Linked DNA regions of Homo sapiens: region 1 is linked to region 2. A link is a loop called in an ENCODE intact Hi-C map of the cell type or tissue named here. Cell type or tissue: heart right ventricle. All regions are shown on one strand. Each heading gives the region's core, and the rest is flanking DNA. Links, peaks and the distances in the headings are about the cores only. Region 1 holds the start of LINC02859 (long intergenic non-protein coding RNA 2859). Region 2 overlaps DCDC1 (doublecortin domain containing 1).

Region 1 (15,448 bases), core at 3,141-11,140, 180 kb after region 2:
CTCAGTTACATGGCATTGACGGTCCTGAGACTGAGATTCATTAATTTCAGCTGACTCTTAGGAGGACTTTGTGAGACTTCGCAAATGATCCTGGGAACACCTTATTTCAATTTCTGTAGAGTACATTATCTTTACTCATTAAAAAATTATCACAGTGATGGATTCTGTTTAATTTAAATTGACTTCTTTGTGGGGGGAAAAAGGCAATTAAAGTTAAGAAAATTTAAAAGGATTCCTAGGTGGGGGAAAGCATTTCAGTGGGACAATAAAATGGCAACTTGACACTCACACAACATAATTCTTGTTTTCTCTGATTAGAGAAAACACATTCTCTCTGAAGCTACTCTCTGAAGGCTTTTAGGCCAAATTGGTGAACTTGTGCTATGTGGAAACGGTTTTGTACCAACCGTTTAAAAATAACCAAAACAGATACTCACTTCTCAAAGTAGGAAATTAACGATAATGTCTCAAACTGATAAGCAAAAATAAGGTTTATTGTTTAGTGAGATGGAAATATCTTTAACATAAGAAATGAGGTGACCAACGAATAATACATGTTTATTTAAGACTGTCTTGGTTTTACCACCAACAGTCCCCCATCTCAGGAAACACTTCAGTTCTGGGGAAAAGGGAACTGCTGGTCACCTTTGAAATAGATACGAAGTTTAAAAGTAGTTTTTCAAATATTTTTGGAAGACAGAAATCTTAGTATGGCTTATTTGATTTAGGGTAGGTTTGACAGATAAAATGCAGGATACCTACTTAAATTTGAATTTCAGATAAAGAATCATTATTTAGTATAAGTACATTGTAAACATTGTCCCAACTATTGCATGGAACATGTTTATATTTAAAGGTATTTATTGTTTACCTGCAATTCAAATTTAACTGAGCATCTTGTATCTTTATTTGCCAAATCTGGCTACCCTAATTTAGGTTCCTCAAAAGAACCTAGAGGTGGGGAAAAGGACTAGAGCTTTTCTTTTTAAGCTTTTCAGTACTCTTTAAGTTTTAAATTATCTAAATGTATGGCTTTGACTTAAAATTTACAACTTAAATATAATACAATTTTAGCAGAGAAGAAGGAAGGTAGTTGTATATAGCAGGGAAAGTAACACTGGAGCAGGAAGGACAAGTGGCGAATGGGGGACGCAAAAAAAGACAGTAGGTTGAACATTATTTTGTCAAGCTGATTCAGATGAAGGAGAGAGCATCACCTTCTAGGGGGTCTGTTTTTTTCTGCCTTCCTCCTTTTCTTCTTTCTTCCTTATTCTTCTTGGGTTTCATTAACTTCATTTCTAGTCATTGATTATTTTCACCTGAGTTCTTCCTGTCTACTCAGGGTTTTTCTTTACTTTCTTTTTTTTTTTTTTTTTCTATCCTTCCACTTAAGCCACATTCTAACTTGACACTTTCAAATATTTTTCAGAAGGTAGAAATTTGGCATTGCTTATTTGATTGGACTAGGTGCCAGGTGAAATACAGGATGCCCAGTTAAATTTGAATTTCAGATAAAGAATAATTATTTAGTATAAATATGTTGCAAACATTGTCCCAACTATTGCATGGGACATGTTTATATTTTTAAAGTATTTGTTATTTTACTGAAATTCAAATTTAACTGGGCTTCCTGTAGTTTTATTTGCTAAATCTCGTAACCCTGGTTTAAGTGTCTCTCTCCCTCTCCCCACCCCAGATTATATTTAGGGTGGGGAAATGATCAGGGACTGGAATCTAGAAGTGTTGGATTTGTTATTTAACTTCCCTGAGCCTTGATTTTCACATTTGAAAAATGAGGGTGTAGATCTAGATGTTCTCTCCATTCATTTCCAACTCTAAAATGTATACATTAAACGTACCTTGTTTGAGAATGTTCTTGACATAGCCAAAAATACCTCATGAGTCACAGTTGAGAGATGCTGATCGGATCTGTCTCTTTCAAGAGAGTGATAGCAGACAGGTTGGGCAATTTCCACTCTGAGTCCTGTTTGTGGCCAGATTCTCTGAGGTAACGGAGAGATTCCTGAGTGTCTAGGAGTGCAAATCACATTTTATGACTGTTTCGGAATTCGGCAGCCAAGAGAATCTGAACTAGACTTAGAAGTTACGAGTATTTCCCATAGTGTCTGCGTGCAGAGGAAAGACAAATCGAGTATTACATGGCAGCGTCAGCCACAAGATATGCTGGATACATCATGTTTACTTCCAGAAACATGCACCCAGCTTCCATGGCCCAACAGAGATGACTCACCTCATGTGACTGGCTTTGGAGATTTCATATTTTAATACACTGAGCAATTTCCATGCATGAGTTGAATAACACCACTTCAGATTTATAGCTGGGAGGCGGTGCAATGCAGTAGCAAGTTCACAAGCTTTGAAGTCAGTCGGGGTGGAGTGCCAATCCTAATTCCACCCATACTACTATGTGACCTTCAGCAAGTCACTTTATCATTATGTGTAGCACATGGAATGGCTCAGGTTTAATGAGTGCTTACCATGTTCCAGTGCTACATGATTTTTTTGCTCACTTCAAAAACCCTTACCATGTCTCTAAAAGATAGGTAATATTATAAATTACAATTACAACATAATTTTCTCATATAGTTTTATATTTTCAATTATGAATGAAGAAACTCAAGAGAGGTATAAAATCTGGCCAAGGTCACATGGAATGGAGGAGTGAAGCCAGGACTTGAAATCAAGTCTTATCTGTCCAAAATTCACGTTCTTTCCATTGCACTCATTGTCTCACACCTATAAATTTTCTTTTTCCCATGAGGGTTTTCTATCTCTACATATTCATCTTTTCTGGTGGTGTTGTAAGTACTCAAGGATGTCGTATAAATAAAGCCGACAGCACAGTTCTGGCACATGTTAAATTGTTATTTTTATACTCTCTTCATTTGACAATGATTAGTAATCATAGTTAACACTAACTGGAAGACATAAGATGTACGATTCAAGATATTTGCTTTCTTCCCCAAGTCAGATGGTCTGGCCACATAAAACCACTCCAACTTAGGGATCAAGAATCTCAAGGTTTGAGGAAATTTCTCAACACATCTAAAATAGTACAATGTTGTTATTTTAGATAAGGTGTAGACAGACCATGGCCTCTGAGCCAAACCTGGCAAGCCACCTGTTTTTGGAAATAAGCATTCTTTGGAGAACAGCCATGCTTGCTTGTTCATGTGTTGCCTATGGTTGCTTTCAGGCTGTAACAATGGAGTTGAGTGGTTGCAACATGACCCATGAAGCATAAGCTATTTACTATGTGGGACTGTAGAGAAAATATTTTCCAACTCCTGTTGTAGATCATACCAAATCAGCAACTGCAATAATTGGAAAGCTTAGAAAGAAACTGGGCTTCAGCATCAGCTGGGGAGGGAATATTACAGTTATTTAATGCCCTGAGGATCCATATGTAGGGTACGCATAACTGTGAACTGAGCCAGTACATCCTTATGTGACTAATTTCCAAATGTACATGAATGCTATTGTGATAGATAAAATTAAAAATTACTTAAAGACTTCATTAAATTCATACACACTTTGGGTCATTTGACCAACAAATAATAATTTCTGCCATGAAAGGGTCTCTAGAATTATTATTTTTTTTTACAAAGAAGGCCTAATGATGTAACAGAATGCATCTTAGCCATCCTAAGAAGTAAACCCATCAAATTTTAAAACAGTGCTTGAACAGTGTTTTTTGTATTCCAACAATGACTAAAGGTGAACAGTTAGAAATAATTCTTAGCCATTTGCTTTTTAAAAAAAAGTATAGCAAGCTATTTAAGATCTACAGGGTGCCTCCCTTTGCAATTGAATACATTTTTAGAGATTTCCCAAAGCTGATGAAATGGAGTTGCTGTTTTATTATTTGTCTTGCTGTTTAATAATGTTGGATTCAGTCATTTTGATAATTCAGATTGATCTTCACCCCTTAAGCAGAAATGAATAGTTGATATCTCTCATAGATTTTTGTGTGTTTTACTGTTGCTCTTGTTCATTTTGTTTACTTTTCCATAGGTTCAGATTTTTTTTTTTTTTTTTTGCTGTAAGTGACAGGAAAACCAACTCAAAATGGATTAAGGTAAAAAGAGAAATTAATTGGCTCATAAAACTCAAAAGTACACAGGTACAGCTGCCTTCAGGTGTGGCTTGATTCAGGCTTCAAACAGTGACAGTAGCATCTGGCTCTTGGCTTTGCTTCCTGTGGGTTGGTTCCATTTCAAGCACTGTGAATTTCTATCATGTCCCTCAGAGCTTTAAGGTGGCTACAGATGCAGGCTTCACACTCATACTCTGCCAATTACAATAGTAGAGAAAGAAACCTTCCTTTCCCTAGAAACACCAGCTAACCCCTCTTCACACTGACTCTAATCCCCAAACCAATCCAAGAGAGAAAACAGGCTGGCTGGTTTAAGGCAATCCAGATGTATCCTTAGAGCAGGACTTGTGTCAACCCCATCCAAGCCATGTTGGCTGAAAGTGGAAGAGAGGGAATTACTCAAAGGAATCAGAGTACTATTTCTGGATGCAAAGGGACAGGGAGGAGAGGGATGACTTTTATGAGGAGGAGGTGAGCAATCTATATTCTCTACAACTCTGAAGCAGCTTTTGTGCTCCCGGAATTTAAGTTTTGAGTTACACAGAGGAAGTAGAACTTTGTAGTCAAAGGTATGCATTTGGTTTTTTGTTCTTGCGATAGTTTACTGAGAATGATGGTTTCCAATTTCATCCATGTCCCTACAAAGGACATGAACTCATCATTTTTTATGGCTGCATAGTATTCCAAGGTGTATATGTGCCACATTTTCTTAATCCAGTCTATCATTGTTGGACATTTGGGTTGGTTCCAAGTCTTTGCTATTGTGAATAATGCCGCAATAAACATACGTGTGCATGTGTCTTTATAGCAGCATGATTTATAGTCATTTGGGTATATACCCAGTAATGGGATGGCTGTCACTCATAGGTGGGAATTGAACAATGAGATCACATGGACACAGGAAGGGGAATATCACACTCTGGGGACTGTGGTGGGCTGGGGGAGGGATAGCATTGGGAGATATAACTAATGCTAGATGACGAGTTAGTGGGTGCAGCGCACCAGCATGGCACATGTATACATATGTAACTAACCTGCACAATGTGCACATGTACCCTAAAACTTAAAGTATAATTAAAAAAAAAAAAAAAAAAGGTATGCATTTGGGAATCAGACTCCTGAAGTTCAAATTCCAGCTCCCCTTGCTTATTAGCTGTATGATCTTGGGCAATTTAATCTCTCTGTGCTTAGTTTCCTTCTCTATAAAAGGAAGATAAAAATACCTTATTTACAGGGTTGTCATGAGGACTAAATGAGTAAATATTCATGAAACATTTTGAACAGTGGCCTATAGTAAACACTGGATATGTGTTTTACTATTGTTATCATATTTTGGTTGGAAGTTGAAAGATAAGTCAATTATGGACAGTTGATTTTGTGTTTCTGGTCAGGCTATCTGCAACTATTTCATTTTCTAATGCAATAAATGATATGATAGGACTGCTTCCCCTTAGCACTGCTTCCTTTCATATGAATCAGGATAGATTAGGTTATGCTGTAATAACAAGCAATACCCAAATCCTCAAAGTCTTCAAACAACAAAGGATTATTTCACAATACTAGATGTCTGCCGCAGGTCATCTAGGAGCTCTGCTCTACATTGTTGTTATTCTCACTTTGGAGACCCAGATGACAGAGCAGTCACAATCCGTAGTGCTATTGATCTCCATGGGAGAGGGAAAGATATATAGCAGAGAAATAGAGTCTTAATGCTTCTTCTATTAAATAACACACATCACTTCTGATTCACATTCTATTGAAAAAAGCAAGTCACGTGGTCATAAGTAGGTGGTACAGTACAGTCCTATCATGTGCCAGAAAAAAAAGAGAATATCTGTGAACAGTCCTAATGCCCACCACACAATGTATTGACATGTATACTTATAAGTGCCATGTCCTCAGGGCATGTACAAACTTCATGAGAAATTTAAGTCTTGTGGCTCTTCTCATAGTATCTAGTCCTCTGAACAGTGGGTCTTTAATCAATATTGTTCAACGTTAACCAATCATATCCTGAGTCAATGGACCACTCAGATTCTTTTCTTGTCTAGAAAAGGGAATGAGAGATAGGAATTCAGGTAAAACAAAACTGTGCTAAAAAAAACATACAGTTCTGTAATCTTTGTTTCTTTATCTTTAAAATTAGAATATAATAATATCTATATACAAAGGTTCTGTAAGAATTAAATGAGATAATGTTTATGAAGTTCTTAGTTCAGTTTCTGGTGCATAGTAAATGCTCAACGTATGATAGCTAGCCTAGACCTTGGGAAATACATCAGCTTTAGACTATTTTCCTTCTTCGTTTCCTATTATTAACCATGGAAACCAAAGATCATGGGTATTTGTACAGCCAATCATTCACTGCTCATGAAGTGGTCCTTGTGAATGAGGATGGAGAGATTTTATCCTTTGAGGTATCTGGCTGGTAGGCAAAGGTAGGTTAGAGGGACTATTTTTGAGGAGGCAAGAGAACTTACCACAGCTGAGGAAGTAGGCTAGGTGCCAGAGCCAGCTTCATAGATGTGTGACCCATGCAGTCACACAGGGCTCCACAATTGGTTCGTAAACAAAAAACCCCACATTTTAATTTTGCATGGGGCCCCACAAATTATGTAACCAGGCCTGTCAGGTGCAAATAATTCCACAGAATCTCTAGTCTCTCCTACCGTTCCCCTGACCCACCCCTCACTTCCCTGATGAGAACTAGCAGTGATAATAACAGAGGTGGGAAGCCACAGCCTCAAGGAACACCTAAAAGTAGAGAAGAACCAGTACTCACTTGCCCGCAGTTAGAACAGGGTCATTTCAGGGATCTTGGGGTCATGGCAGATGAAAGGGTATGGCTGATTTCAGGCACATTGCATTGCTATTGAAGCTGTTCCAGCATGGCAGGAAAGGAGAAGGGTAGACCTATATGTTACATAGAACAGGGCCATCATACTTGGGGCCTGAAACAATGAGTTTTGGCTAAAAGTTGCTCATCTAGGAGTGAAACTGAGGGATGCCTGTTTCCTCCCACCTAGGAAAACTATTGCAGGGCTCCATAAAAGCAGCAAGGATCAGGACCAACAGGCTTTTGGTTTAGAGACCTCAGCAGGTGCTAGTCCAGGGTGGGAGGTGAGAACCAAAGAGCTCAGGAAACCTACAGAATGATTGAGGTCAGCACACTTGCAGCTTTAGGGTCTGGCTCCCTCATGTGGGACATTAGACAAACCACTGGAAAATTCTTGGGGTTCTAGAACTTGTCACAGACTGGGGACATCAGAGACAAAAGATATTCTTGAGGTTTTTACCCTTATGAAATAGGTAAAACATTTTAGAGTGTGCAAAAAAGAACACAAAACAGAATCATGTACCCATAATCAGATTGGACACATTCTGACATTTTGATATATTTGCTTTAGTCTCTTTTTTTTTAAGATAAGAATTTCTAAACAGTAGACGCCTTCTTGTATCCCTCATCTATCTTCTTTCCTTCCTTCTTTTTCTAGATGAAGTGGTGGTATGACTTCTATGTTTATTACAAATTCAGGTGTTAATAAATAATATATAGTAGTAGTTTCAAGGTTTTCAAATTTACCTCAGTGGCAATATACGGTATATATCCTTTGGCTACTCAGTATTTTGATATATGTTTGACATATATCAGTGTTGATAGGTAAAGATCTAGTGCATTCATTGAACATTTTAATTGATCGATAGCATATCACTAAATGAATGAATATGCTATAATTTATTTGTCTATATTTGTATATCATATATGTATACAAGTACATATATATAATATGTAACTATATTTTAGTGTGTTTATCAGATATAATGGTATCCTCCTTTTGTTTCTCACTTTAAAGATAATATTTCTAAAGTTTCAGCACTAAGTATTGTTTGCCAGAAGTTTTTCACATATACTCTCTATTGTGTTGACAAAATTTCCTGAAATTTCTAGTTTGTTAGTAGTTATTGTTTTACTAAATGCTTTTTTTTTGCATCTAATGAGATGATCATATCAATTTTCTCTTTTAATCTGTTAACATAGTGAATTTCTCTGCTAGGTTTTTAAGGCAGACACTACTTGTTGACTATAAAATAGTTATTCTTCCCCATTTCTCTTGCTAACAGAATGTTGATTTTGTTCAGGGCATCAGTGGTGGAAGCTAATTATAATTATATTTTCACTGCTTTTACAACCTCCCTTTCAGCTACAGGTGGCATTCTGGCCAGTCTGGCCGATGATCTGTTAAGTGGAATTCTGCCAGGAAGACTCCAGGAAAAATAAAAGAGAAAAACATGGCAGATGGAACCCTTCACCCATCCTCCTTTTTCCTTTTTCTAACCTTTGTCTAACGTCAGAGCTGCCAGCAGTCCCTGTATAAGCATGGGTAAAAGAGTAAAGAATCATCACTCCTGATACTGGTGAGCCACTGAACCAACACCGGCCACTGACTACCTCCAGATTTCTTTTTATGTGAGTAAAATAAATGCCTACTTGTGCAAGCCATTTTAAACAAGTTTCCTGTTGCTTGAACTTGGACATCTTTCTGACAACATTTCCATGATAACCATGTTTTTATATTGTTGAAATAGATACTACTTGGTCACCACGTATTTTAAATACAATATTGTATTTATTCTGCTAATATATTATTTAAGTTTTTTGCACCTGTATTCATTGGTGAGCGAGGTCCATAATCTTCCCATTAAATGCTTTTTTGTCTAGTTTTGATAGACTCATAACAGTGGATGGGCAGCTTTTCTTCTCAGTCTAATTTCTGGAATAATTCGTATAAAGCTTATGTGTCAATATTAAAGACACCTGTCTGGGTCTGATACTTTCTTTTGGTGAATAAAGTTCTCATTGTTAATTTAGGTTCTTCACTTATTAGATGTACATTACAATAATCTGTTTCTTCTTGATTTAACTTTGGTAATAACTCACGGTTTTTTTAAAGTAAATTATCTGCTTTATGTAGGATTGCAATAGTACTGGAATAGAGTTGCTCATATTTTCTTATGGTCTTACCATCTTCAATGCATCTAAAGTTATCCTCTTTTTTCATTCCTAATATTGTTTGTCTATGTACTGTTTCTTTTCCCCATGATCAATCTTGTCAGTTTATATATTGCATTAGTCTTTACAAAGACTCAGCTTTTAACTTTCATTTCTTCTCTTCTTTTTTTGTTTTCTATGTTATTATTTTCTGCACTTACTGTTTCTTTCCATTTACTTCAAGTGTGCAATACTGTTTTCATCTACCTCCTTGAGCTGATTGCTTTACTCATTTTCAATATTTCCTGTTTTAAAATGTGTGCATTTAAGACTACAATATTCCCTTTAAGTCCTTTTCTAGTTGCATTCTGACAGTTTAGATATGTAGTGATTTCACTGTCATTCAGTTCCAAGCATGTCACAAATTCCCTTAAGATTTCTATGTTAACCCATGAATTATTTACAAGAAGGACTTTGCGTTTCCAACTATTTGGGATTCTTCCTTCTTTTTATAGTTGATTGTTGATGTTTTTGCATCATACAGTGTGGACTACAGGATAATGATTCTTCAGTATCTGTTGAGATTCCTTTGCCAAGGATACTACTCAATTTTTGTATATATGAGTGGTCTCAAGAAGAAAACATATTCTCCGTTGAGTACAGGATTACATATGTCAATCAGATCAAAGTTGTTGGTTGTGTTGTTTGCATTTTCTATATGCCTAATTGATTTTTGTTCACTCCACTTACCAATTTCTAGAGGTTATAATTCAAACATCTTTATTATGATACTGTATTTGTCTAGTTCTTTCTTTATGTATGTTGAAACTGTATTTTTAGAGCACTCAGAAACAAGATGGTTCTATCTCTATTGTTAAAAAGAATTTAATGATCAAAAAAGATCATCTTCATTTTCTTCCTGAAAGTCTATTTTATCCAATGATAATATCATAGTACCAGACTGCTTTTTTAAGTGTATTTTTAAAAGTGTAAGCTGTAAAAATCCGAACATTTTATTAAAAGACAGTGTGTGCATAATGTAAGTTTCCGCCCTACTCCTGTCCCCTTTGCCTTGGTTTCCCTTCTCAGAAGTAAACTGTTGTGTTTGTATGTACCCTTTTGCAAATATTCTAAGAGTTTTTAATTTCAATGAAAATGTAATTATATTGGAGTTTTTGTGAATTTATCTGTTCATTTTTCAGAAGTGCTACTTCTTTTGTTTGCTGCATTTACTGGCTCTATGATACTTTCATTTCATTAAAAAAATTTTATTGTGAGCTCATCTTTTTATGGGATTCTTGTTGCTTGATTTTGTAAGTAGAAATCTGTGAGTACTGTGTTGTAAAAGTGTTTCTAAAGAACTCATTGCAAATGACAAGGTATTTGTGACTGCCATGGTCTCAGGAAAGCTCTCTTAGAAATCTTTTCCTTCAACAAGCATTTTCTACTAGAATGTTGCTGTCCTCAACTTCTGACCCTCTACCTGCCACTTTGATCTTGCCAAAAAGAAGGGTCTTAAATTCTACTTAAATGATAATTAAACTGGGCATAGAGTTCTAGGTTCATAGCTATTTTCCTTTAGTACTTTGAATATATTATTCCACTGTCCCCTATTGAATTTACCCTTCAGAAACTTTTTTTTTTTTTTTTGGCAAAACAAAAATCTCCTAATTTCCCTATTTTTTTTTTTTTTTTTTTTGACAGGGTCTTCCTCTGTCACCCAGGCTGCAGTGCAGTGGCACAATCTTGGCTCACAGCAGTCTCGACCTCCTGGGCTCAAGCAATCCTCCCACCTCAGCCTTCCAAGTAGCTGGGACCACAGGTGCACACAACCACGCCTGGCTAATTTTTTGTATTTTTGGTAGAGTTGGGGCTTAGCCATGTTGGCCAGGCTGGTCTTGAACTCCTGAGCTCAGGCGATCCACCCTCCTTAGCCTCCCAAAGTGCTGAGATTACAGGAGCCTATGTTATCTTTTCTGAATCTCAGAGTCTCTCAAAATCCTCTAAATGCTAAGATCTTTGAGTCTATGATTGTCAAAACTATATTTTAACAGATGTACAAAATTAGTTGGGAAGCAATAATATTATCATTTTCCAAGCCAGTTTAGAGACTCCACTTTCAGCACCTAGGGACTGTATCTCACTTTTTTAAAAAAGTAGCAATGGTGCCAACATCTTGGTCTTTTTAGAAGTTTTTCAAGTTGCAGTCAGGAAAAGCTCTTATCAATAAGATAGATGGTCAAGTTGTGTTCAAAGATGACTGCAAAGTACTGAAACATTATTTTGTGAGCTCCATAAATAGTCTCCAAGGACATGACTTAAAGATAACTTCAAAAAATATTCTAAACAATGGCATAGCTATTAGAAGAAGCATATAAATTCTCATTTGGTGAGCTAGTTCTTTGTTAGGCAAGCATTGTCCTATAGTAACAGGGTTTGATAACATTAGTTTCAACATTGATAACAAGCTATAACAGTCAGACAGTTTATACTCCAACTTCATCATATGTATGTCCTTGGGCAGATCATTAAACTTGTTGATATTAGTTTCTTATATAGTAAAATGAGAATAATTATACTTAGAGTTTGTGCCTGAAAATACCTTAAGGAATTCATTATGAGAAATAAGTGGAATCCCTAAAAATTTCAAAAAATTAAATTTTATGTATTCTGAATGCTAACATTGACTTATCCCAAAAGAACACCAAAACCCATAATAATGGACATAATTTCTTCAATAGTTAATATTGATTAGCATTATACAACTAACAAGTTATTACTTTCATCAATTGTTTTAAAATTTTGCCATTTTTTCTAGTTAAATTCTTTCATAGCCGTTGTACACTATATTCATAAGATTGCACTCATACAAAACACACATAGTAATGTTTAAGTAATTCACATTTAATGCATAAAAAATAAACAAAGGCATAGCTGTACAAAAAGAAATCATGAACCAAATTATGTTATGGATTTATGGAATTGCCTGGGATACTAAACCAGAGCTTTCTGGAAGGAGAACTTCATGTGATCCAAATTTAGAAGAGTACAGATGTGATGGTAGCTCCCCTTCCATCCCTCAGCACTTTGTGAGCTATGCAGCATTCAGGTCAGTCTTTGTCAATGCAAATAACATACATACTTCACATACTAGAGCAAGGATATTAAATGAAATGGACCCAGAAGTTGAGATATTATACATCCCAAATGGGCTTATCTCTGGGTACACCCATAATGAGATAAATACTATATTTAGCTACTATATTTAGCACATGCCTAACACATAGAAAGTGTTCAATAAATAACAATGGTGTTATCATATTGCCATGGTTTTACTAACACATCTTTCCTATTATTCTAGTCAAGTTTTTATATTTGATTCTATAAAACACCTCGTTTTTTATACCTTGTCACTTACAATTGAGTTCATGTTTAAATGGTTCTTATTCTGTTTTCCCAATGAATTTTTAATTTTATTTCTATCTTCTTCTACATATTCCCATCTCCATCACTCCATGAAAAAAAATCTATTTGGAAGGATGAGTAATTGGCTTGTGGCTTCAGCAAGAGTCAATATGTCATTAAGCGCTTACATTTCCAAAAGAAGGTACATCAGTAAGAAGTTAAAAGACAATATTTTGTAGAATGAAAGTTTACTGCTTAAGAAATTTTCTTTGATGGCTTGAGTTTTTCTCTAGAGAAAAAGTAGTCAAAACTCATTATATTTACAACAGATTTATAGTTGTTGCCATATTCAAATTTTCTCTCCAAGGTTTCTTTAACATGATTTTCTCTTCTTTAAGTGACCTTTGTCCCAAAACTCAGAGCCAGCATATAATGAGCATGAGACCCTGTTGTCAGTGGAAACTGTGACAAAGCAGCGTCAGAGATTTTAATGAGAAGAGAAAATACCAGGAGAAAAAAATAAGGGTAGAGTCCAATGTTCATTTAGATCAAATTAAGTAAAAATATTTACCTTAAGAGCAGTGCAGGATCAAATCTTCATTTCCCTGGTACAAGAGCTACTCTTTAAACATGCCTGAGTCAAATCACATGGAAATGAGAACAATAACTCTTTTTATTCTTCTGCCTCTCCAATCTACCAAACAGAATAATGAATAAGCCACCAAGTGCCACCAACGGTGCATGCTTTGTGATTTTTACATACAGGCACCATTCTTCTTGAAGGGAGCAAATTCAGGCTGATTCACTGGTAAATCACATGTTGATGATTTTGGCTTTGCATGCTGGATTTTAACATTTGGGTGCTGCCACCAGACACATGCTGTCTGATATAGAGCAGCCACAGGTGTCACAAGGTGAACTAAAAGTATATGAGCGTCACTAAGAAAACACACATGTGTCTTTGCTTTCTTAGGGAACCCATCTGCAAAACTTCACTCTTCAATCTTCCCTTTTGCTCAGCGGTGAGAACATAGGCACTAGAATCTTTCTAAAACAATCTTCAGAATATAACTTTCCCCCAGGGACAAGTGGGCCCTGGATATTAACCAGAGCTTTAAATTAAACATAATTGATGATAGTAGTGAATAGGAAAAAATACAGATTTGCCTATTAAGAACAAATAATATTCCTGTTTTCAAACCCCCCAACTTTTTAAAAAGAACCATTCCTTACTATATCTTATTCATATGTGTGGAAAACTTTTTTTAAGTTTAAAATAAGGGAATAATACATATTTTATTATTGTGTTGGTTTAGATGATTTATGTTCAAAATATGTTAAAATGATGTTTTTAAAGCTGCTGGTAATTTCTAAAAGGTCACAGAGAGATATATACAAAAAGATAAAATTTGCCACTAGGGAATTAGTACATCAAAAAGGAAACTGTATACATTCAGTTATTTTTAAGACACAATCACTGTCTCAATTGAATTACCTGGTGATTAACAGAAAAATATTTTAGAGGGCAGATAAGGCAGTCTTGATACTGACTGCATCAAGCAGATTGTTAAAGAGGTGGGAGATAAAAGTGAATATGGAATTTCAACATTGTGACCCTAACGTTTGATAGTCAGATAAGACTGTCCACTCTACAGGAAGTGAAATACAACAAAGCAGGATTAGATCACAATGTTCAAGGAGAGATCTCACTTTTGTTTTTTTTATGATGCAAGAATAAAAGCATTGTTTGCTCTCTCAGATGATAGGCACTTCACTAAGTGTGAAAATAAAGAACTAAAGCTGAGTCTACTTTTATGTCTTACCTAATTTCTTCCATGGTATGTGAAAACAAATCAAGAGAGACTGAAAAAGCTATAACTTTACTCATGTATTTTGTAAACATTTAACAATTTACAAAATCTTTTTATAATCATCAACTGGTTTGATTCTCATCACAACCCTGATAGATAAACTGGCTAAGATTATTATTATTTCCACTTTATAAAATGAGGAAAACTGCTTAAAGAGGTTAGGTGATTTGTCCAAAATCAAGTTATCAGTGTTTGAGCCAAGACTCTGACTTTGTCTTATAAATGTGCAGCAAGGACATTTTATCCCCCAACTCACATTCTCTTTTCTTTTTCTTCCTCACTTGACTCAGTTTTTTTTTTCTTTTTTGCTTGTTTTTGTTTTTTTCTTTTTTGAGATGGAGTCTTGCTCTGTTGCCCACGATAAGGCTAAAATGCAGTGGCATGATCTCGGCTTACAGCAACCTCCACCTCCTAGGTTCAAGCGATTCTCCTGCCTCAGCCTCTCGAGTAGCTGGGATTACAGGTGCCCGCCACTGTGGCAGGCTGATTTGTTTTGTTTTGTTTTGTTTTGTTTTGTATTTTTAGTAGAAATGGGGTTTCACCATCTTGGCCAGGCTGGTCTCGAACTCCTGACCTCGTGATCCACCTGCCTCAGCCTCCCAAAGTGCTGGGATTACAGGTGTGAGCCACCGTGCCCAGCCTTGACTCAGTTTTTGACTCAATCACTGTGTTGGTCATCAAGTCCTATGTTAGCAAACAATTTTTTTATTGCAGCAGATTCAGGAAGCTTTTAGCCAATATAACTAATGTCAGTCTGGTTTAGGATTTACATCAAAGGAATAGTAAAAACTTCTCTTTCCCATTCCTATTTTTGTCTCGGACAAGCATATATCCGATGTATGTGATAATTTGTGATATGTACGTATGGTCTGGCAAGAAAAGCATCAAATGTGCTGTCATTTGTGCACTATAGAAAAACAATTTGAAATACTTATGATAGTCCTTTGCAAAATATAGCAAATTCCTTATTTCCTGATGAAGTCTGCTTTAGAGTAACATCTTGACTATGCTATAGGCCTAATAACCACACAGCAAAAAAGACAAGAGAGAGGAAAGGAGGATCTT
Region 2 (15,448 bases), core at 4,687-12,686:
TGCACTCCAGCTTGGGCTACAGAGTGAGACTCCATCTCAAATAATAATAATAATTATTATTATTATTATTTAAAGTTTCCCCTGGGTCTTCATACACAAAATGTCGAATGTTTGTAATAATGACTTTGCAATGATCAGAAAAGGCAGCACTGAGGTTCTCTTTCTTCTTACTGAGCCTTTCTCAATATATCACTTTCTTTTCTCATCTTTAAAGAAATATTTATCCATTTAAGGACATTTAAGAAATACATATAAGCAAAAAAAAAAAAAAAAGGAGAAGAGGAAAAGTATTATCCATAATCTTGTCACCTGGCAATAGCCACATTGACATTTTGGTGTTTGTACTACAAATTCATTTATACCAGGGGTCATTAAATGTTTTCTGTAAAGAATGAGATAGTAGATATTGTAGGTTTTGTGGGCCATATGGTGCCTGCTGTGCATCAGCTCTGCTCCTGATGCATGAAAGCAGCCATAGACAACGTGTAAATGAATGGGAATAGCTGTGTTCTAATAAAACTCTACTCACAAAAACAGGCAGGGGACCAGATTTGGGTTTTAGGGATAGTTCGCCAATCTCTAATTTTGCCAATCTGTAATTTACTCCTTCCTTCCTTCTTTCCTACCTTCCTCCGTCTCTCCCTCCCTCCCTCCCTTGCTCCCTTCTTTCCCACCTCCTTCCCTCCCTCACTCCCTTCCTCTTTTCTTCCTTCCTTCCCTCTTCTTCTTAAACAATTATTTTTTAAACTTTAATTTTGAAATAATTATAGATTCACAGGATGTTGCAAAAATAATATGGTAATATACAAAGATAGTATTTTCACTTAATACAAAACTCTTGAAATTCATCAAAGTTGTTGCCTTTATCAGCAGTTTGATTTTTTTGAAAGTACTGAGTGGTACACAGTTTTCTTTAATCATTCACCTATTATATTAATAGGACATTTTGATTTTTTTAATTGTTTCCAGTTTAGATTATTACAGATAATGCTGCTGTGACAATTATATACAGGATAAGAGATGCTTTGTTTGATAGGTGTATGTTTCATGTGGAGAACTCTGGATCAATCCTGACCTGTCCATTGCTCAGCAAAAGAAACAAATATTCCTGAGGAACCTAGAATCAGACATTGCCAAAATTCAAATCTTCTGCAGCACACATAAAATAGAAGGTAAGCATTGGAATTATTTACCTTAATATATTCAGCCAAAATGAAATGCTTGATGATATTGCTTTTTAAAAAGTCAAAGTTTGTTTAAACAAGTAATATTTCACCTCTGCATCTTGCTGTTTAACTCTTTAAACTAAATTATGTGTTTGACAGGGTTGAGTATTTTAGTTCACACTACAGTTTGAATGTGCAAAGAGAACATCATCTTTTTATTTTGTCATTAACAGATCTGACCTTCTTTGTGAGCCTTATGCATTCTCTAATCATGTTTACATTTTGTTCCATCCATTAATTTAATTAGTCCCTTTAGGGAGAGCTTTCAGATTTCTCTATCTCCAGAATCTCACGTTAAGTTCCACTCTAAGATAGAAAAAAAGCACTTGGGTTGCAGATCTTCTTGCTTCCTGGGCTCTACTGTCTGAAGTCGATGACTGGAGTGACTTATGGTTCCTTCTGTTGGTTCAGACGATACTCTGGGTGGGTGTGCTACCTCCCTGATTCAGCCTTCTCTCTGCTTCCTGTGGCCCTCTGGAGCCTGACTATGACTGAGTGGTCATCTCATCACCTCTGCAGTCCTTGCTACAGAGCCACCTCACCCCTGCTTGGCATCCACTTTTGGAAAGCTCCCCAAAAAGATTCTCAGCAACTCCTGGGTCTTAGCTGCACCTCCCAGAAACCAGATCCCAGTTCACGTGGCTGGCTGTGCCTCAGATTGGAGTAGCAAGGGTAGCTCAAAAGGGGACAATGGGCAGTGTCCTCACTGTTTCCCCAGTTTAACTAAGATACCCAAAGTGAAGCCTGTAGAGAGAATCAAGACATGCTGTGCTAGTTTTCTGGCTTTCTCTGTCTTGTGCCCCAGATCCCCTCTGGCCCAGGAGTGATGGTTTTTCTCCAGGTCAATCCTGAAGTTAAACTCTTGATACAGTAAGTGGGAGCTACAGGCTTTTGGAGAAACCATAGATCATGACTGTGTCATCCTGACTTCCACGTTCGATGGCAGTATGCTGTTTGAATGTCAAAAACTATCTTTGGACTTTTGCTTTTCTTTTATAAAAGTTCTAATTTCCTCATGATCTTCCTCCTTCCATTAAGTTTTCTCCAGGAACCAGGACAAAAGTCCATATAGAGAAAAGAAAAAGAAAAAAAATTAGTATAATTTAAAACATTGCCCTATTATATATATTGAACACCGTGTAGTAAAACTTTGCATGTGTCATTCAAGGCTTTCTCTGGGACTGGGACTGGGACTTCCACTGATGAGTTTTGGATCCCAGAGAATGATCTAGAAACATATATCTAAATAATGTAGCCCATTTGAATAATTACGATATATGATAATTAACTGATCTTTGGAAAGACCAATTTTTAGTATTTTTGACTAAGAATATCTTGAGAGTAAAGAATCTATAAAAATTAAAATTAAATTCAACTGAGTTTAATAAGTAACCTATGAATAGACCAAATAGATGGAATTATTTTGCATTTGTATTTTAGTGTGTGTTTTTAAATTCCTGATGCTCTGCAATTGTAAGTAATATGTCTTTGCAATTTGTGAATTTCTGCTCAGCTCTTGTTTTAGAAGTCCAAAGTGACATTGTATCTGGAAGCAAGCTTGCTGTGCATAAACCTGTAGCAATTTTTGGAGAAGAGAAGCAAGTTACAGAACCGGAAGAAAAGCAAATGCAAGAAGATCCTCTAACAACGGAAAATGCTTCCAGTGAAATTCTGTAAGTAATCAGTGTAGCCTGAAAAGCTACCTGGCTGCTTTTTGAACTCAGCTCATTAGCCCGATAACAGCACAGAGCCCATGCAGGGAGCTCATGCCAAGTTTGTGAAACTAATGGCAGCTGAAGAGCTAGTATTTAATTAGTTTTCCGGCAAAATGATACAACTACAGCTTCGATGTTCAACCATCACAGTGATCTATTTTCAGTAATATTGTTACAATGTTATTATTTTTAAGAGGCTAGAATTTTAGGATAGTAGGCATTTATTTGAGGAATTCATCAAATTTTGTTTCCATAATCATTGACTTCAGGATAAATTAAACTTCTTCCCTAAGTTCAAGTTGACACATGTTAATATACAGTTATCTTTCTGGATCATTGAAATAGCTTTCTGATTTCTCTCTATTGCCGTAATATCTTCCTTCCAATTCCCCTCTAAGTTAAACTGTAGACAATTAACTTTCTAATGTACAATCCTTTTCACATAGTTTTTTAAGGGTACCTATTGCAGACAGAAAAACCTATTCATCTGGAATCCCAAGGCCTTCTGACCCTGGTTCATGCCTGTCATTGACCCTCATTTGCATTCCCATGCCCACTGTCTCTTTCTGCCACATGAATTCCAACCTCCAGCTCAGCAACGACAAGCTGTCGCCTGCATATTGCACATTCTGTTTATGTTCTGTTGCAGACCTCTGAGCCACATATGAATTTCTCTCCACTGCAGTGCCTTTACTTGCCCCGTACTTATCTGTAGAATGATACTTTAGCATTGAAGTCAATTACAGCAATGACTGTACGTGGCAATGTGCTTGTCAGTCCCTCTCCCCCTTGCCTACCCCTCCCTCTACCAGCCTGGGAACGTTGAGGGCAAAGATTCTGTCACATGGGTTCTAATTATCATTTACTGAATAAATGAATGAAAGATTGAATGTGTTTCCAAATTATAAAACCAAAAATACCTGGCCAATTACCTCTGCAATAATTGTGAAACTAATTTATATATCATTGTTATTAATTGTTTCTATCCTCAATTATAAGAATATGAACGTTTATTTTAGGAACCAAACTTCCTCATTTGGATGGGTGATTCAGTTGGTCCTATGACTGACACTAACAAAGGCACCAGAAGGCATTTTTCAGAGAGAATGATTGGTCCTAGATGGCATCTTTCTCAACAGTCAGGGAATTGACCACGAACTTTCACATCCCCTTCTAAAGAATGTGTCATCTAGCCTCTTAGTCTGCACTTGGAAAAAAATAAACAGAAAGTAAGAAAAAAGAAACATTTTTGAGAGCAAAGATCGTCATTGTTCTGAATCAGAGATTTCATGAAGGCCTGGAGTCCTTGAGGTTAAAAGTGATTGGGTTCTCTCAGAGTACAATGCAGGCATCTACTGCATATTCCAAGCAGGCTCTTTTGCTCAAGCCTCTTCTTGAATACTCCTAATAACAGAGAGATCACTGTTTTCAAGGAGGCCCATTCTAACATTTAAATAATTATTTAGACCATCTCCATCTTATTATTCCATATGTTTCTCTGTACTATGCCCTATACCTCTTCTACTTGGCAGCCCTTAAACTATTGGAAATATTTTTTAATATACAGGGTTATCTATTTTCCAGGCTGTCACTAGTCATTTGAACCATTTCTGATGACATGATCCTGAAATAATCCTAAATCATCTAATATCAGGAAGTCACTGTAAGATTTTTCCCAGACTTTCTTAAATGTGCTTGTTTGGAGTTTTTTGCATATTTGAAAAATGGGATGATTTAAGGAGGGACATGCATAAAGCCAGCAGCTAGAACATCAATCTAGAAGGATCCTTTTTGATTGCTTTTTTATCATAAAGGTGTCCGGCACAAACAATAAGAAAAATGGAAAAGAAATTCTAGTAGCACTTGCCTACTCTGTGCTTTGCAGGAAAAAAAGATTTTTGGAACACAGAGAGTGGGGGAAACTTTCTCATTTCCTCACTGAATCACAGGTACCTGCCCACCTCTTCAGCCTTGTCTAGAACTACCATCCCCTCACTCACTGCATACCTGTCACACCACTGTCTTTCTGTTCTTCAAGTGGGCTAACCATAATCTTGCTTCATAGCCTTTTCATTTGTTCTTTTCTCTGCTTGGAATGCTCTCCCTCTAGATCCTTACATGGCTGGCCCCTTTCTATTGTCTTTGTCTCAATTCAAACATCACCTCTCAGAGAAACCTTCTTTGACTCCATTGCTAACGTAAACCTTACCCCATCCCAGTCAATTTCCATTACAATATCCTATTTTATTCAACTTATGGCATTTATCTTGTTTATTCATTTACTTGTCTATTTAATCTCTCCTCTTCCCACTAGAATGTAAACTCCGTGAGCACTGATAACTTACCTGTCTTGTAGATGTTCAATAAATATTGATTAAAGGAGTGAATAACTAACGAATGGTTTGTTCTATGAATGAACAAATTAATAAAGCAAGATGGACTGAAAAATGACTGTTCTAAAACTGACTTGACTATACCTCATTTGCCAGGAAGTTCAAGAGCTGATAGAGAAATTCTGAGTAAGAAAGTTAAACATCTGGATTTGGGTGAAGAATCTTGTTTGCATCCTGCTAACTTTGTTAAAACTAAGAATGACTTTTTTTTTTTTCCTTTTCCCCAAAGAAATGGAATTGATGAGAAAGCTGTGCGTTTTATTTTTAACACAAGATGGCGCTGTTGTTTTTTTTAACTGTAAAGGGAGAGGTTTGCCTTCAGAAGCCGCTTGTGCTGCCTGTAGTTCTGAATGAGGCAGTGATTACCCACCAGTTTCATATCCACATGTAATACTTCTATTACATTTGAAAAGAGTACGGTCAGCTCTGCTAGCACAGGAATTGTCCCTGAAGATTTTGGTAATTTAATAATGCTTGTAGTTACATCAAATTATGACAAGCACCTTGGTGATCAGTCTGTCCCAGAGAACTTTATTTACAGGTACGCATACTTAGAGTGCTGAAATAGGCTTGCTGCTTTGCCTGTATATTTATCCTTCCTCAGTCAAGCAGTCCTCATATCACAATCCCACTGAAGGCAAATGTGCTCTCAACAGTGGCCTGGAACTTTATATATACAGATCTATATGGCGGCTACTGATCCCCTTTATATCTTCATTTTAGTAAGAAGCCAGAAGGCTGACTCAATTATTCAAACTATGACTATTTACTCTGTTTAGTATATTATTCTCTATCAAAAGCTGGCTCATATGTGCAGATGCTATTTGAGTTTCTCTAGATTTCTCTGTGGAGAAATCTTGGAAAAGTTAAGGTTTCTTAACCTTGTCTAATGAGTAAACTTTACAAAACCGGGTAATCTAGGCTGTACTGTTCCAGTCAGAATTATGACCCAATTATGGGGTAGAGAGAGGGAGTCTCATTACATGTTCATTGTGAATTTCTCAAACTACTGAGTAGTCAATCTTTATGATTTTTGAAATACAATACATAGTCCCATTTTTTTCTGAGTAAACATGACAAAGATGAATGCTGTTTATTATGTGATTGAGGAATTTTATTTGTAGCCTTATATTAAAAGATCTAAATGATGTATTAGTGAGATGTGAATTTCCAGTATTAGGCACCCTTATGGAAATAAGATTTATAGATCCACCAACATCCTGTGGAATATGATCAGACTACACCTCAGAAAAAAATTCTGTGAACACGAATGAGATTTCTTAGACTTATGTTTGCTTCTGAACCTTGATAGAGATTCACACGTAAGAGCTCATCTTCGAATGAAGGCTTGTCACACACTTCCCAGGTATGCCTGGCAGGAAACTTCACATGACTTTGATGAGGATGACAGTCTTCCAAAGAAAACGGAAAAAGGGCTCTTTGAAAATGTGGAACCACAGAAGAAACACAGGTAAAAAGTTGCAAAGGATTCCTCTTAAAGATTTCTGTCTAGTGTTAGTTTTCTCACCTTGGGACACATATATTCCCAAGAGTTTTCACTGCTGTTAGCTGCTGTTTCTATCAACATGCACATTTTTGTCTTATGTTTTTGATTAAAATATTTACAAAATTTTGCGGGAAGGTCCTTTACTCTTTGGTTTATTTTGTTCAGTGTATAATATCTTACTCATTTGTGTGTTTTTTTCTATTAAACAGTATGCTTATCCACCTTTGCCTCCTGACAACTTAGCACAGAGCCTATATATTTGTTGAATGAATGTGTGAGTGAACTTCTGAATAAGCATTTAAGATGCCCTAATGTTTTTAAGAAATTAAGAAAATGCAGTTTCTTCCTTTTTAGTTTAATGTTTTTTGTCAATGTCCAATGAAATGACAGGAATATATAGTACTTTGTATTATTTCATAATCTTTAGACATTTACTTGACATTACAGCAGTCACTGGAACACATGAATTAAACATTTTTGACACTTCAACATTTAGCACTAGGCCATGCACGTAGTAGGGGCTTAATAGATGTTTATAGATTAATTTAATTGACAATGTGTTGTGATATGTAATATGTTACTTCTGCTTAATGTAAGGTCCTTAAGACAGTCATTTAAATTATTAGTGCATCATTATTTTATGATATGCTATGACTTGTTAGAGGTGAGTTAAAAACTTGGAGAATGGTGTTCTGTTTCCAGGGATACTGTAGATAGAGGAAAGAAACAATCATAGTTTGAATAGAATTCCTTTATTTCTCTGTTTTTATTCTACATGCCCCTGCCCCCATTCTCTTACTTAATTTTAAATTTTACTTTTTCCTCTTTAAATTACCTTGTCAACTGAAGTTCTTTTTTCTTTGCTAACGAATTTTTCAAATATTCTCCTGGTAAACATTTATTTATGTTACAAAATAAGCTCAGAATTCTACTTCTTATGTCAGCTTAGAAGTGCAGTGCTGGTAGCATTGCCGTCATTCTAATGATATGGTCTATCATTTCAAGTTAACGTGTTTCACGTTGGAGCTCTCACCAACAGAACTTATAATCTCCAGCACATCAAGTGCATGATCAAGTGCATGGGACATTTTTCTGCCACTAATAGAGATTTCTTTATCTCAGCTGTTCACCAAAGCATAGTAAATTGCACAAGCATTGTCATCAGCAGTTCGAATACAGAGATGGGCAGATTATAAGCCATGCTGCTCCTCAGCTAGTCTTGGGGGTTCAAGGTCCCAATCTCCGATCAGGCATGGAGGTGGTTTTGGTGGAGAAGAAATCTGATGGTAGTCATCAGCGCTGGATACACCAGGAAGACAGCAGGTAATCCCATTATATTTGGGTTTACTATATCAAAAGGTGAATAGGATCCTAATAAGTCTAGCATGGTCCCCACAGAACAAGATGAACTATATCTGAGAATTCTGGGTCTTCTATTTAACTTAGCTGATAATTCTTTATCCTAGCCAAAGAAGAGGAAGGGAATAAAATCAAATGTAAATGCTAGGTAAGCTACATACAATTTATCCACAATCAGATTCAGAGGAGGAATGTTCCCTCTGATCTCCTGGGTATAGTTTTATCTGGCCATTGGGCTCAAGACTGAACTTGCATCAATGTCATTTTTATGAAATGAATAGATCAAATAAGAATTCTAAAACGTCCCCAATTTTCAAATTTTTTGATACTTTTCATTAACTTACTCCCCATCCTTCCCCCAACACACACCTTCCCTCTTTCCTCCACCTTCATAAAATAACCAGTTTGTGGTTTCCACTCACGCAGTATAAACTAATTCCTATCTTAGCAAATATATCAACCTAATTCAATGTCTGGTCCTGGATCCAAATTTGAACCAACTACAGTACTGTAAAAAAGTTATTTTTGAGATAATCAGGAGAAATATAAAACAGCTTGGCTATCTGATGACATTAAGGAAGTCCTATTAATTTTGTTGGGTCCAATAATGGTTCAATGGTAATGTTAAAAAAAAAGTCCTGATAAGTTGGAAACATTGTAGTATTTACAGATAAAATTAAAAGCTATCTTAGATTTGTTGTAAGACATTCTATCATAAATAAAAATTTTAAAAGTTGAGGGGAATGGATGAAATGAGAATGGCAGAATGTTGATGGCTGTTAGGTCCATGCTGGTTGATTACACATTTCTCTCTCTCTCTCTTTTTTTTTTTTTTTTTTTTTGGGTGCATATGGAACATTTCTTTAATCGAACAAAAAAGAAAACAATTCCCTGTTTTTTAGATTGGTTTGCTTCAAATTCTACCATTAGTGTGATATGGTGGGCCTCCAGGGACCTCTTTAATCTCTTGAAATAGTGTACAAAGTGTATGTTTGTGCATCGTGCAATTTATTTTTTCTGGGAAAGAGCTGAGATTTTCACTGGCTTCTCAAAAGGTCTGCGATGAAAAGGCTTATGAATCAGTACTTTGAGGGAGGTTGCACAAGCTTCAGCAGGCGGCAGCAGCGAGCCCTGCCTGGGCAGGAGAGGAGCTGGTCTTACTCTGCTCACTGAGATGAGCAAAGCCTCCGGCAAGGAGAACTCGCTGGGCTGATGTTAGAAAAGACGGGAAAACCAATTGTGTAGACAGACCTGGTGAAAGTGTTTCTTTGCCCCATTCACCTGGGCTAAGCTGCCTTTGCAATGTGTAGGTAGGACAGCAGGCTTTTGTTTCTGTGAATGGTTTGCCATATGGAACCAGAATTCATTCATTCAACTGCCAAGGGTTATTGAGGGCAGTGTTTTAGGAGCTGTTGCTTTACAAAGAACAAAACAGATAAAAAATCTTTACTCTTATGGAGCTGACATCCTAGTGTTTCCTCATTTCTACATTGTATTTAGCAATTTATATTATTGCCTCGGCTTTCTGTATTATAGTAGAGGTCCCCACTTAAACCTAAATTGCAATTTGAGCATGGCTGATAAATTTGGGTGGACATGCATGGGGAATGAGAATGTGACCCTACGGCAAGAGAAAGCCATTGCATAATGAGTTTGACCCAGGAATACTTGGTCATTGGAAGAGAATACTAGTTCTGAATCTTGCTCAGTGTCTGTCTGCCTAAAACTCTATGAGATGTTGGGTCATGTGTAGCACTGCCTTGGAAAATCTAACCATGTATAACACAGAAGAGAAGGACAGTTTCTTTCCATCTCCTCCCACTTTGCAGAACATTCTGTACTTTTGTCATCTTGGGAGCTCCTCATGTCAAGACACGGAAAAGAGAGGCAGTTAGTGGAAGGGAGATGGTGATATTGGTTGATCCGTCATTGGAAACGTCAGAGTCCAGAGAGAAGAGGTGGAGCATCAGGGGGCCCAGTGGGACAAGATTTGCTGATAAGCACAAGTCCCCCTCTAGGGACACCCAGACAGACTTGAACAAAATAGTTTTTTTTGTTTGTTTTTTTTTTGAGACAGAGTCTCTGTTGCCCAGGCTGGAGTGCAGTGGCATGATCTCGGCTCACTGCAAGCTCCGCCTCCCGGGTTCATGCCATTCTCCTGCCTCAGCCTCTCCGAGTAGCTGGGACTACAGGCACCCGCCACCACGCCCAGCTAATTTTTTGTATTTTTAGTAGAGACAGGGTTTCATCGTGGTCTGATCTCCTGACCTTGTGATCCGCCCTCCTCGGCCTCCCAAAGTGCTGGGATTACAAGCGTGAGCCACCGCGCCCGGCCAAGAGTTTTTGCAGAAGTCTTGTTGATTAGGTGTGGGCATGATTCAGAACAATATATGTCCCATGGCAGAAGTGTGTTTGTACAGCGACAGTAATTCTGAGGTTTATTGCACATCTTCCCTTGACATATTGCTTTGTTCTCTTTCATGTGGATGGGTGGCTTTTAAAACTCATTTGTTTTGATGAGCTGGTGAAACCTAGAGAACCGTGGGTTACACTATGTAGTAGAACTTAATGGAAAATTGCATTTATGTTAACCACAGTCTTTTTATCCTCCATATTTTACCCAGGCTAGTAAATTAGGGTATATATACCCATGTACATTACATATGTATATAATATATATCACCCTATGGCTGAAGGAGATTGCCCAAGAAAGGATAAACTTGCAATGGGGTCCCCTCCCCAAGGCTAGGGTTCAGGACTCATTAAAAAAGGTATGGTTCCATTCCACTGAATTGCAGAGCAGTTTTGCTGGTGTACCTGGCCAGAGCTTGTCTGTAGTGGCTGAATGTCTTAGTCTAGTTTCTGTTACTTATAACAGAATAACTGAAACAGGGCCGGGCATGGTGGCTCATGCCTGTAATCCCAGCACTTTGGGAGGCTGAGGTGGGAGGATCACCTGAGATCACCTGGCTGGACCAGCCTGGCCAACATGGTGAAACCCCGTCTCTACTAAAAATACAAAAATTAGCTGGGCGTAGTGGCACATGCCTGTAGTACCAGCTACTCGGGAGACTGAGGCAGAAGAATCGTTTGAACCCAAGAGGTAGAGGTTGCAGTGAGTTGAGATCATGACACTGCACTCCAACCCGGGTGACAGAGTGAATCTCCATCTCAAAAAAGAAAAAAAAAAAAGAATACCTGAAACTGAGTAATTTATAAGGAATGAAATTTATTTCTTACAGTTCTGGAGGTTGGAAAGTCCAATGTTGAGGGGTGCATCTGGTGAGAGCTTTCTTGCAGCTGGGGGCTCTCTAGAGCCCTGAGATGGCACAGGTCATCATATGGCACAGGGCATCATACAGCACAGAACATCACGTCACATTCCTTTTCTTATAAACCCACTAGTTTCACTCCCATTATGACCTATTAATCCATTAACCCTTTCATCTATGGATTAATCCAAGCAGACCCCTCTTGATCCAATCACCTCTTAAAGACTCCATTTCTTAATACTGCCACATTGGGAATTAAGTTTCAACATGAGTTTTGGAGGGGCATTCAAACCATAACACTGAGTGAGCAGGACATAATATTCTGGAACATATAGGGGGGTGCAGTCTGTTGCTGGGCACAGCAGCATTCAGAGGGAATGGGATGGTGGTACACTAGGAGGCCTGAAGCATGTGGTGTCCATGTCAGGAGAAAGTGAGCAAAGGAGCAATAGGCAAGCCCGGGCTATGAAGGTCCCAGGAGACCTGCTTCCTGGGCACCTCGCTGGAACAAAGCATCATTGGGTGTTCTCACTCCCAACTGCTGACCCCCTACCACAGCCAGAAAGAGCAGGAGAGCCCCTTCATCCTGCAGTCTTCTTCCAGCACTCTCTACTGAGAAAGCTTAACATCACACTTACTGTAGGGGAGAAATTCTTAAAGGATTCACATTCATTATTACAGAGCATGCATGGAGCTGAGAGGCAACACAGTGCTAAGTGGCACAGAGGGAGATCTAATCTGGTCATGCTACTTTGTAATGTGGCTAATCCTGTTTTCCCAAGGACCTTTCACCTTGTGAGTAACCCTGACCTTGTGCTGGCAGTGTCTATGACCAAGACTAGAAATGAAGTTTGTGGCTATCCAGTTATTGTTCAGGTAAGATATGTATGGCTAAAGATTAGTCATGGCCTTTTAATTAAATTTAAGTAAAGCTTTGTGCTTCCTTGTAGTGGAGGAAAAAAAAAAACTGTCATAGAATCCTATTTGAATGTTGTTAAAATATTTACAATAGTCTGCCTAGATTTTAAATTGAACATGTTCATGTACCTCTTAATTTAGTTTAATCCAACAGATGGTGATTGTGGGCTTGCTGCATGTCAGGCACTATGCTAGTTACTGAAATCAAACCCAATGGCAAGCATGAGAAATTGTCCCAACAGCATTCATCAAGCTTATGGTCTCAGTGGTGGCTGCAGGCAGGTGGATGGCTATTAGATGCACCTAAATTTGATCATCAGGAACATATGCAAGGCTCCCGTTTATAAAGGCCTTGGCAGCTGGAGAGAAAGAACCTAGTCAGGGAGGTCTTCCCGAAGGATGCAAGATCCTCAATGTTAATTCTACCAAACAACCCATTTGAAATTCTCTTTTCATTCACTGTTGCAAATGCTTAAAGCAGCCAGACAATTTATGGAGACTCCAGAGAAGTCTGGCTTCATTTGAGTTTTGGACAAAGACCTGGGAAGATCTTTTTTTTTTCACATTTTTCTGTCATTCTCACATGCTTATAACCAAAACCACTCTTAAACGAATATGTGTTTTTCCTTGCTAGTAAGGGAGAAAGTGAAGAGGCATTCCTGCTTTGCATGTACTTTCTGTGTCCTCCTCAGTATTTTCCATCCTCTTGTTGAACAGAATAGATTGCCTCCAGATAACATTTGTTTCATTCTGTGATTTTAATAGCAATGAAGCAACTTGTTTTGCAGGCCCTGAATCCAAAATTGAGACATAGCAATCTGGACAAATACCAAAGCTTAATTAAGTCTGCTATCCTGGTGATAAATATGGACTAAAAAATTATTCTAGGAGATAGAGTACATATAACATTACATTCTTCTCTGTCAGGTGCCTCATCAGCACAGACCACAGTGAGATACAACCTCATACACATACAGTTTTAGTACCTTAATCATATTCATAAAATTATAGATATGGATGGTTTCTCCCAAGGTTACCATTTCATAAGAAATAATTTGACCCCAAGGTAATTTGGATTACCTTTCAAGAATTTTTTGTTGCTGGTGTTGCGTTTATTGAAACAACTCGTTTGTGAGAAAATATTAAAGTTCATGTAAAATAATAAAAATGAAGCATCACAGGTTAATGCTACTAGACCCTTTTCTGTCCCTTGAAAATATAGTCTTTGGTTTTTCAGACCTCTGAGGGAGGCTTTATTGTCTGACCCATTAAATTAATTCTTGGGACTCATTTATTTTCTTCTTTGCTATTAAGCTCTCGCTTGGTAAAGTAGATGTTATTAATTATAAAAGTTCCTTGAGGTGTTATGACATATTTAGTTAGAACTAATCTACTGGTTTAAGTTCTGTTAAATTGAAACTATTTCTTTACTTGTACTTGAGCCAACTTTCACAATTAGAATAAATATATTGTTTCTATTACATGTCTAACTGAATGTACTTAAAAAATAAACCTCTTTGATAATCAATGAAATATAAATTAAAATATCAACAAGGTACTTTTTTTCATTTATTATATTCATGTTTTGGAAATATTGCCCATTTTTTGGCAAGAATGTAAGGAAAATGGGTCATTTAGTATATTATTGGCACAAGTGCAAGGTAAAATAATTTCTCTAGAAGGCATTTTGATATATCATAATCTTTAAAATGATTTTTTTATTGGCAACTCTACTTCTAGAAATTTGTCCTAAAAAATTATCATGGATTTCCCAAATATTTATTTACACTATTTGTTTATTTTAGAGAAATTTTGAGAAAGAACCTTCATGTTTAACTATTGGAGATTAGTAAAATATCCCTAAAATGAAATGGTATATATTTTTAAAAGATGTTAGAAAAAGGTTCAGGGAATATTGTTAAGAAAAAAAATTGCAGTTACCAAATTGTATGCATTTTATGATTCTATTTTTGTAAATCAAATAATGTGTATTTATAAACATATAAAAGATTGCATGTCTAATCACTAAAATTTCAAGAGTAGTAGTTGTCACTGTGTGGTGGGATTATGAGTAATTATCTGCACTTTCTGGATATATGCAATGAAAAACAAGACACTATAACCCTCACATGAACTCACTTGACTCCATATTTTGCCTCTTTTTTCAGAAATATAAGCCGTACAACAATGGAGCTGCCAATCAAAAGTGGCATTACATGAAAAATATAAAAGCACTTGTGGCCTTTCATAGCACTGCCTTGGATAAGGAAATTACATCAGCAAATTATGCTGGTGTCTGTACATCATCTGTGATTAAAGAAGAAAACATTGATCAACCAGTAAGTGGTTCCTTCCTCTCAAAGATAAAAGAAAAATAGGGTAAAAGAGAGTAATTTAATAAAATGAGAAAATTTTTTTCCCTAGAAAACTTTATGTTCATACAAGTTGAATGCTGATTTTTGAGTGAAATCACTTAGACTCTGATTCTGGTAGGAAAGAATGAAGGAAAATTGTGAGAGAAAAAGAATTAGGTAGTTTATATTAATCTAATGTACTTAAAATTTTTATAATTGAAATTTTCATACATATTCTAAAGTAGAGAGACTAGGGAAATAAGTCTTTATTTATCCATCATTCATATTTAACTATTATCTAGGTTTTGCCATGTTTGCCAACCCCAGACATTATATTACTTCACCTCCGTATGAATCACATACTTCCAAAAATTTTGGACATTTTCTGACATACTCATCATGCCATTCTCACAGCTAACAAGATTAACAATAATTCTTTGGCCATCTAATACTCTATCCTTAATCAAATTTCCCAGGTTGCCCTAACATTTTTTTTTTATGGTTTGTTGGTTTGTGTCAAGATTCAAATAAGGTCTCTATGTGACACTCAGTTGCGTAGTCTGGCTCCATTTTCATATTGAATGCCCCTTAATGGGGTTTGTTTACTTTCTTCTTTGTGGCATCCTTTGACTTATTTCCCCATCCCCCATAATTTCTCTAAATGAAATTGAGTCCTATAGTTGTAATTAGATTTATGTTTAACA

Evidence for each region. Hi-C counts contacts between places; a loop is a spot of excess contacts. Peaks named below come from ENCODE experiments on the same cell type or tissue, not always from the same donor. Only the 100,000 strongest peaks of a DNase experiment are listed, where the experiment ranks them.
Region 1: it touches region 2 in a loop (6-fold over the local background); 12 of 110 quality-filtered maps call a loop at or near these places.

Annotation. Positions count from the first base shown.
Region 1 is chr11:30,727,998-30,743,445 of GRCh38, reverse strand. It overlaps LINC02859 (long intergenic non-protein coding RNA 2859), which reads left to right and starts at 8,518. Exons shown (of 4, transcript NR_187236.1): 1 at 8,518-8,585. It overlaps LOC101928338 (a long non-coding RNA gene), which reads right to left and starts at 13,160. Exons shown (of 5, transcript XR_007062640.1): 1 at 13,084-13,160; 2 at 1,860-2,031. In heart right ventricle, for the core only: a CTCF peak has its summit at 7,313; no DNase peak of the experiment used is centred there.
Region 2 is chr11:30,908,227-30,923,674 of GRCh38, reverse strand. DCDC1 (doublecortin domain containing 1) reads left to right here. Exons shown (of 39, transcript NM_001387274.1): 24 at 1,037-1,172; 25 at 2,740-2,899; 26 at 6,647-6,805; 27 at 7,964-8,164; 28 at 12,255-12,348; 29 at 14,559-14,729. LOC105376611 (a long non-coding RNA gene) reads right to left here. Exons shown (of 5, transcript XR_007062642.1): 5 at 1,361-2,268. Among named protein-coding and RNA genes, the nearest start is that of LINC02859, 180 kb to the right of the region's middle. In heart right ventricle, for the core only: CTCF peaks have their summits at 5,604 (motif pointing right) and 9,313; a DNase peak (open chromatin) is centred at 9,334.